Linked DNA regions of Homo sapiens: region 2 is linked to region 1. The links are chromatin contacts, found by Hi-C or POLR2A ChIA-PET in ENCODE. All regions are on one chromosome and are shown on one strand. Each heading gives the region's core, a stretch centred on a gene start or an enhancer-like site at or near the end of the contact. The rest is flanking DNA. Distances are from core to core; before and after follow the strand shown. Region 1 has its middle 53 kb from the start of GORAB-AS1. Region 2 has its middle 43 kb from the start of PRRX1.

Region 1 (4,753 bases), core at 258-2,757:
AGACTGTCCATGAACTTGAGCAGGTCTAGACAGGAAGAAATAGTTCAGTTTCTACTGTCCTATTAGACTACAGGGCTAATTCAAGTTTAACTAACTCTCAATTTGTTAGAGAAATTGACTTTGCCTTATTTTTCTTACATGCTAATTTGAAGCACACTTATGAGTATTTTCTGGTGTTAGTCATTCTGAAGTCTAATCACACATTAGTGAAAATAATAACACCACCTTAAATCCATTCAAGTTCCCCAAACAAGAAGGATGAGGACAAAGATGTACCCTGACAGTGTGTTTCACTTTATAGTACAGAATAATATTCATGATGCCCTTTAAAACTTACTCCATATATATACAAAGGTATAGATGCAAAATTGTTTGCTTAGATTTAGAAAAAGCAAGCATTTTTTTAGGGCTATATGTGGTTACATAGCTAGTGTGACTGTACTTTTCGTTTTTCCACAAGTCAAAACATACTGTGACAAGGCCAGTTAAAAAGAGTTCCAATAAAACATAACATAGTTCAGTAAATAAATGAATATAGAAACTTCTATTCTATGGGTGTCTAAAAACTAATTCTTAAAAAGTAACTCAAAGGATTCTTCTGAGGGAAGTCCTCCACACAACATGGCAGTGTTGAGTAAGTCTGTTCACAAAGAAGGTTTTGGGAAAGCTGCAGACTCTCACAGAGAAGTGGTCAAAGGCGGCATGCATTTCTATTCCCAAACATGTCTCGGTGCCACTCTTTGGAGCCTGGCTCCTTCTACGCTGTATACAGGTTTGATGGAGTCAGACAGCGTGGGCTCCAGAGACTCTATTTGCTCTGATCTTGGTAATTTTTGCAGAGTCACTATAGAGCCCAGAAGAAAGAACACCAAAAGAGAAGTTTTTTAAAAAGAAAAGAAAAGGAAAAGGAAAAAAAGAAGAAAAAAGAACAGGCACTCTCAGCTCCAACGGAAGCTATGCCAAGAAGCAACTAACCAAAAACAGACTGAACAGAGACGAGAAATGAGGAAAGAATAAAATGGTTTGGAGTCAGGCTGACAAATGCACGAGAGAAAAATTCACGTGGTTTCAGAGAAGTACTTGGCAACTATCTCAGAGATTCGTGTGTGTGTGTGTGTGTGTGTGTGTGTGTGTGTAGTTTTTTATTTTTTTTCTGGAAGAATATTTTGCAAATTCTTCTTACTGAAAAAGATGAGTTATTTTCCTTCTTTTAAATCATGAAGAAATCATCCCTATTCCCCCACTTCCCCCCTCCACCCCCGCAAAGTCTGCCTCCTCTAACAACGCAGTTTTCAGTTTTAAGATGTTTTATTGAGTTGAAACACTACATCATTTCCTATGGTCTCTAACCAAAAAGAATACTAAACCCCAAATGTGTCAGTCTATTGTTGTTCAACTCAGTTCCTAACACCCCCTTATAAGGAGATAGGGACCATTCTGCTTGTTTCATTCAGTCCATTTCAACAAAAGCAGAGCAGTTGTTTCAAAAGAAGGCGGAGCGCACTGCGGGCCAATTTTGATTCTGCATTACTTTGAGTAGTCTAAGCAGCCTCCAGGCTGAGGTCTGCAAGCATTTGGCTTATTAGATCTAATCCACTGATGGCTTGTGTGGTAATGAATGTCTGAAATGCTTGTCTATGATTAGGAATTGTTAATGCTGTCCTCATGGGCTCTGCTGAACTTTCCTGCTAGTAAGCAGGGGCTTAACACACTCAAATCATCCATGGAAGTTAGTGAGCTGGCGACACCCAGAGAGAAAACTTGCCATTGTGATGCTAATTTCCCTCTCACCTTTGACCAGGAGTGAGTAATTATATATAATTTGTAGAAACAGTTCTTCTGGAATGAATAAACACAAGGGAAACAGGGAAGTTTGCTTAAACTCATTGAATACCTTCAGGGTAAGAAATACAAAGGTAGTCTGAACTTAATTATTTCCCTCTGCCCTATCATCAAAGCACTGGCAGATTTTAACTGCTCTGAAAGTTAAGGCAACAGTGTGAACATTCTTATTTAGACCCCTTCCTGCAACTCTACAGAAACTAGATTTGATGAAGCAAAGATGCTCGGAACAGTTGCCAGAGACTTTTGTTTTCTTCTGTGATAGATGTGTTGTAAAGGCATTGATACTGTTTAATCATGACAGTAATGACTATACAAAAGGGTAGCATTCAAGCATCTATTTTCTGTGCTTCTCCCTTGACACTCCACTCCTCCTCCTGCCTCCATGTGTCAACCTTAACCAAGTTGTGTTAGGATAGACACACCTGGAAAGTTGATGGCTCCCACCTCTAGGGTAACTGCCATTCTTCCCCTGAGAACATTTGTGTAGTGTCTGAGTTCTCTGTGCCTTTGAGAGAAGTCTCTTGAAATACGTGTTCTATTTGTGTTCCCATTTCCAGTTTTTTTTTTTTTTTTTTTTTTTTTTTTACATAAGAAGTGAGCTCCTCAAAGGGCTAAAACTCTGAGTGGTGCAGTTAGAAGACAAAGTCAAAGCAGCTGTGATGTGGACAACAGCGATGATCCAGGGGTACAGCACTAATCCCTTTTCCAGGATAGACAGTGATAGCTGAAGGACATGCATCTTAAACACAGTCCACCATAATGTTTGTAGTGTAATATTGACTGAAATACCATTTCTATCAATTTCTACTACTGATTGAAAGTTCTGGATAAGGGAAAGTCAAATCTGGCCCCTCCTATGTATTGGAAATAGCAGGGGCATTAAAGTGAGACAGATTGGGATTCACAAATTAACTACATGATATATTAGCTGTGTGTTCCTTGACTTCCCTGAACTTCAATTTTCTTACCTTTAAAATGAGCACCACATCAAGGAAGTTTTAAGATAAGATACAGAAAGTGCTTGGTAATATTAAAACAAAACAAAACTTGACACTCAATAAAAGCTAATTGTTTCTTCCACCCTAAAAACAAAACAACAATTTTTGCAGTGAACAATTTTGTTGCAAATCATTCTAATGTCCGGTTTTCAGCTGTCTTTGATAATTGGTGGTCTTGCTATGCCATAGCTATTATATTAGATCACGAGAGAGTCGTGTAATTGTAGAAGTTATAGGAGACATGATGAAAAATGTCTTACTCTGAAATTTACCTTTAGTACCAAATATCCATAAACAGGTTTTTGCGCTGTAATAATAATCATCATACCATGATTTTTTTAGCATTGTGGTGTGAGCCATAGATAAATTATTTCATTTATTTCTCATTACAATGTTATGAAGTACTTATTTCTGTTCTACAGATGAGGGAATGAAGATTCAAAATGGTAAAAAAAAAAAAAAAAAAAAAAAATTCCACTACACAAATAATGGAGATGAGATTCAAACCCGGGTCCTCTTGGCTAAATCCCAAGCTCTTAACTGCTGTGTGTATACTGCCTTATGCTACTGAATCACATAGTACAGAATCCATCATAGCAACTCTATAGATCTTCATTTAGACTCTGCTCAAATACTCATTTTTCCATCTGTGAGGTGACTCATGTCACTTTTTGATAACTCTGTTTTTCTATAGGTCTTTACTTTGAATCTGATGATCATCACTGTAAAGCCAGGAAGAACATTTAAACAAGGGGCAAAAATGTGCTATCATAGGTGGTAAAAGAAAAGAAAAAGCTGCTGAATTCTCTACAAGTCTCCTAGCCATTATCTGGCTTGTAGTAATATTGCTCAGGGTCGTTAAGTATTATTTTTCATTTGTTTGAATATTTTCATGGCTGACATTTTAGAACCGCCCTTGCCATATGTGGCTATCAAGAAATTGAAATGTGGCTAGTTCACACTGAGATGTGCGTAAGTGCAAAATAGACCTTGGATTTCAAAGACTTAGCACAAAAAAAAAATGTGAGATACCTCATTAGTTGATTACACATTTAAATGATAATATTTGGATATGAGTTAAATAAACACATGTTAAAATTATCTTCACCTGTTTCTTTTCACTTTTTAAAATGTGGCTACTAGAAATTTTTACATTACATATATAGTTTACATTTGCAACTTGCATTGTATTTCTGTTGAACAGCATTGTTCTGGAACCTCAAAAGTGGAATGTACCAGATGTTTGAAATCTATCAAATCCACACCTTGCTCCAGATAGTCTCAGAGAACAATAAAAGCAAATGCTTATTCAGCTTCCATCCTATCCTGCTTTAACGCTTTGACTACAAGGTCCTTAGAACGCATGGAGAGATATTTATCCTTTGGCCAGAGGCTAGTGCTAAAATGAATATCCCTTAATCATCCTAATTTAAGGTTCATAAGAATTATTTCTTTTATACCAGAAATATTGCTTTGTGTTATAGGCAAATGCATGGCCTTATTCCTTAAAAACCATGGAGTCAGCTTTGGAAAAATTTGGGCATTTGCCCCCACTTTTTCTGGGTGTGGGTGGGTGTGGAGGAGTGATGTGGAGCAGAGGACAGATAGATAGCTATATTAAACAGACTTAAGGCCCAAGGAGGCTCAAGTACCACCTTGAGCATCCATGATGAACATAAATGTCTTTCCAAATCCCGATTCTCCATCTGAACACAACAGAACACTATCCAGAGTAACCAAACACATTGAAGACCCGAGTTGGTTCTGATAACTGTTCCTTGAGAAATAAAATGGTGTTTCCAACCACCCCACCTAGAAATGGTTTGTTCAGGTTACAGAGAGGCAGCTACAACTGATTTCCATCTTGGAGGAAGGAATTGTTTCCGTCAGCCTGCCTGCCTCTGCGTGCC
Region 2 (4,876 bases), core at 2,129-4,628, 33 kb before region 1:
TGACTAGCTACATATTATGATGTGAGAACGGTATAGAACCTTAGTTAGAAAGACTTGTGCTGGGTTTCCAAAAATAAGAAATCATGCAAAGAACATTATCTGGATTCATTTTTGCATTCAAAAATTATTGAAAATACTGTGGTGAAAAGACAAAGTTCTTGCTCTCATAAAGTTTACATTCTTGTAGGAGGATGGAATGGAGGGAAACAGATAATAAAGAAGTCATAAAATACATTAATAAGATGATCTATGATAGAAATATATGTCTGAAGAAAACAAATTCATTTATTAAAGATTTAGCATTTAAGAGAAATTTCAATGCTAGACCAAAGGATCTAGCTTATCACAATCATGAAAGCATGGGATATAAATTATATAAGATCCAGAGAATCTACACAAGAAGGAAAAAGATGAGATGACAAAGGTTGAGTGCTGAACAACATTTTCAGGAAGCACAGAATATAAAAACTTGGATATGCAAGTTCAAATGTCATACAAAAGATTGGATTTGAGGCCAAAGAAAAACAGAGCCAAGGGCTAGAAGCAAGGTATAACTGAAGTTGAACAAGAATGAGGTTGATAGAAAAGCACAGTGAAGTTGCTGTAATATTTCCTTTTTGGCATCAACTATGTATAGTGGATGAGGCTGATTTAAGGAATTGAGGTGAGATGTGCCATTATATACAGCAGTCTATAAATCATTAAAGAGACATAGTAGAGAGAAGTTATTTGCAAGGCATATAATTGTCAAAGAAATGACATTTAGAATATATTATAAACTGCTAGAAATTAATTTCACAAAGTCAAACAATCCAGTGGGAAAAATGGGCAAAAGATATGAAAAGAGAAATCACAGTAAAGGAAATCAATCTCCCTATAATCAAGGAAATGCAAAATAAAAAGTACAACAATGAAAAGTAATAATAGTGAACTATCATTAAATGGCATCCCACACATATACATATGTAGACTAGTTTTAGTGGTTACAATAATTAGAAGATATATATATATGTATATACTATCTTGGATAAATGTTAATAACTATGGTAGGGTAAAATCATACAAAAATGTAAAACAACATAATATTATCTAAGTAAAATTTTAAAATGTGCAAACGATACTACATAATGATTGCTGATACATCTACAGGTAGTAAGGTATAAAAACAACAACAAAATACACACCAATTTCAGGTACTAACATGGAGAGAAAAAAGGAAATGGAATTGCAGGAGAGGATTGTCTTCTATTGTACCCTTCAAATATTAATATATCTGCTATGTCTTCTTTCTTACAAAGAAGGTCTTTTTTTGTGTGTGTGTCAGATGGAGTTTCACTCTGCCACCTAGGCTGAAGGGCAGTGGTGTGATCTTGGCTCACTGCAACCTCCACACTCCAGGTTCAAGCGATTCTCCTGCTTCAGCCTCCCAAGTAGCTGGGATTACAGGCGCCTGCCACCAGGCCCCGCTAATTTTTGTGTTTTTAGTGGAGATGGGGTTTCACCATGTTGGCCAGGCTGGTCTCAAACTCCTGACATCAAGTGATCCGCCTGCCTTGGCCTCCCAAAGTGCTGGGATTACAGGTGTGAGCCACCGCGCCCAGCAACAAAAAATTAGATCTAAAGCGAATATGATAAGATACTAAACCATGTAAAATATGGCTGGTGATAGTGTACTATTTTCTGTTGTTTGAAATATTTTACAATCACCTCTTTTTTAAATATTAGAAACATAAAGCATATGGGTTATTAATATGTAATTCTTTTTTGTGAGACAACTGGGAAAAGCCACTTGTCAGATCTGGCCAAGGAAGATGTGTCTGTCCTTATCCAGTTTGGGTCATATTCTCCTCCAGTAAGACCTTTCCTGTATCAAATAAAAGTCTTGTCCTATACCTTGTTATTTAAATTTTTACTTCTATATGTCAGAATTTTAATACTGATTACAGAAAATTCTTGGTTTCTCCATTTTAAATATTCCAAAGTTCATACAGTAAATTCAGAGTTTTTTTTTTCATTTTTAATCAATTATATTTATAAGGAGATTTGCTTACTGGGAAACATGTATTTTCTGAAAAAATACTAACTATGAATCTCTTTGTTTCTCTCTTCTGAGTTTTCAATCTTATTCTTGTTGATGTTATGGTGGGAGATAGGGGATTTTTATTCTTGAACTTTTTGGTGGGAAAAGAATAACTATAAGGATCTGCAAATGACTCATTCATTGTGTAGAAATTATAGACTTCATGATATTTCATTTCTAAAATTATTTAAGCATCTAATTCCTACTGCAAAGCAGCATCCTAGGATATGTGTTGGCTGATTATATAGCCACGTGGACCATACAAGAACACAGAGAACCCCTGGAGAGTCTCATGAAGGAGGTACCATCCTTACCTGAATTAATATAACACTTTTGCACAGGGTAAATTGTTGCCAAAGAGTAGATTTTGTAACCATTTAAATGCCAAATCAAATATTCTATTATTAAAGGGCAGTTTATCCTTTCTCTGTCTTACTCCTAATACCCATAATAGTAACAGTAATTTGGAAATTTCTCCAGTGGGATTTTGCTCAAGTTAATACTACTAAAGTTTAATTTCTTTTTCTTTTTGGTGATACCTATACCAAGCACTCATGCTTCAGAAAAAGCTCTAAGCTTTGGCTGCAGCAACTTGAGCCTTGCTTTCTGCCATGCACACTGGAATGCACAACTCACAATAGTTTCCAGATATATCAGTTCCCTTCCTGTCTAGGACATTGTATTGCCACATGACCTTTGCCAAGTCACTTCTTTCTGCTCTGCCATAACATAAGGTTGTAATTATGATGATCTCCCTCTTAGAAATGTGATGAGAAGCTATTCATAACAAAGACTGTAAAAATTGCAAACATGATGAGAGAGGCAGATATTAAATGTAGGAAAATGTTCTAAATTGAATATTTACTTCCTGCCTGACTCCACCTGTCCTTAAAATTTATCCATAAAGACAACAGTAGCAAGAGTGCCTGATTAAGCCCTTCTGTTAATACTATCCACTTAAAATATATTTTTCTGATCCCAAATATGGCCTGGATTTTCAGGCAGATGATATTTATGTGTGTAAGTTATATTTTCATTGTTCTTTCATCAGGCACATGGTCTTTCTTTTTTCTTTCCCAAGAAAACTGAGATCACTTCGATGGTTTTAAATTGGCAATGTGATCTTGTTCAATGCCAGACACATGACATGTTCTAGTAGCCCTCTGGACCTGGGTCTGGGATCATATTCCCCTCTATCCCCAATACATGTTCCAAACACTTGTGAGCATGCTGGAGGCAGAAGGCTTAAAGAGGTGAGATCAGGCCAGGCTGGCATCCACTCTGTAGGATTCAGGGACAGACTCAAACTTCAAAGTGGTGCAGGAGTGACTGGCAAGGCACCAGAGTATTCACGGTAGGTGTAAGGACAACAGGAGAAAAATAAGCCGTCTTAGTACATTTTTTCAAGTTTCTGTTTGTCTTCCATCTGCAGGCTCTTTAAGCTGCCTTCATATTTGGATGTGGAGGTTGAAGTATTGCTGACCAATGCCAGAGTCACAGGAATATCCTGCTGTGCTTTTGATCTTCCCATATGACTGAATTTCCTGAATCATCATGTTACTGTGTGTGCACATATGTGCACATGTGAATCTTCTGGCACATCTCCCAGAAGCGCTAGTTCTGGGACAAAGGATCCATTGGTGCTTTCAGGATGTAATATTGATCACTTTGGCTTTCCTTGGCTCAGAGCCAGACACTTCGTCTCTCACTGCACAAGATGGCTGCCAGCTCCATAAGCTTGTCTCATTGTGACGGCCCTCGGCAGGACTTCCTGAGAGCAGACTAATTTCTGAGAGGCTTTGAAAAATGTTGTTTTAAAGTGGAACTTTGTGTTTTACCAACTATGGACAGTGCTTGGAATCTTGTTATTGACTTTTAAGATCTGTGGTACATCCTATGTTTAATTATGTAATACTCTCCAATACTCAGTTAAGCAGGAACGTCAATGACACAGAAAAACTCACTAGGTTTTTTAATCCCATGGTTTTGCACACTTTTTTATCTAGTATCAGTCTTAGTCAACTCCATAATTTGGACTTCAGACTTAATGATAGTTCAAAAGTCAAATTCGCAAGTATGAAAGGACGAAATCTCCTAAGTTTTCAAAGTGTTTCTTTCATGTATAGTACCACTAAAATTGTAAAAGCAAAGGATTTAGAAAAAACCTTGATGCCAATGCTTTAACATTAAAATAACATTTAAATTAAAACATTTAAAATAAAATGTTTAAAACTACGATTATCTTCAGGTAGATATCTTTCAAATCAAGAACATGACTGCAAATTTGACCCATTGCAAGTTTCCAGACTACTCAAGAAAAAAACAACACCAGAATCTCCTTTTCTCTTCTTTTTCCAAGTACTGTGTCTAGGACTTGACCTAAGCAGAAAGTGAAAAAGACAGAGTGTTCTTTCATTTCCTTTCCAGATTTCCATTCTGCTTTCAGCCACATCATCTTCACACACCAAAAATGTGTTGACTGCCTTTCTTCTTAGAAAGAAAGATTAGTCACTAAGCACTTGAGTGTGAATTTATCTCATATATGATTCTTTCCTGTCTCCCAGAGAAATAATTTTATTTTTAAAAAAAGGACATAGGAAGGAACACTTGCGGTGGACTTTAAGAGATCACTGCATCTATGAGAAGGAATGGCTGAGAACAGAGTATTTGGTCATGTCATAATTTTTATTCCATTAGTGAGACCCTGTCCTTTGCTACTGAGGTGTGTTAGCCTTTGTTAGGAGATGAATTTGCTGTTTTCATTAGCCTCTATTTTATTTGACTCCTGAGAAATGT

The links. Hi-C counts contacts between places; a loop is a spot of excess contacts on that map. ChIA-PET counts read pairs that join two places held with the same protein, here RNA polymerase II (POLR2A). Pooled maps may share reads with other maps.
Region 2: a pooled map shows a loop between it and region 1 (2.1-fold over the local background). The contact joins two enhancer-like sites. A Hi-C loop is called at or near these places in 2 of 50 pooled maps. POLR2A ChIA-PET finds 5 or more read pairs at or near these places in 3 of 52 experiments (CD4-positive, alpha-beta T cell, GM12878 and HEK293T).

The regions. Positions count from the first base shown.
Region 1 is chr1:170,583,405-170,588,157 of GRCh38, reverse strand. No RefSeq gene overlaps it. Among named protein-coding and RNA genes, the nearest start is that of GORAB-AS1, 53 kb to the right of the region's middle. Within about 2 kb of position 1,507, at least 8 of the 41 ENCODE cell types and tissues checked have a DNase peak (open chromatin) inside an H3K27ac peak, as active enhancers do.
Region 2 is chr1:170,618,258-170,623,133 of GRCh38, reverse strand. No RefSeq gene overlaps it. Among named protein-coding and RNA genes, the nearest start is that of PRRX1, 43 kb to the left of the region's middle. RefSeq lists an enhancer at 3,034-4,233. Within about 2 kb of position 3,378, at least 4 of the 41 ENCODE cell types and tissues checked have a DNase peak (open chromatin) inside an H3K27ac peak, as active enhancers do.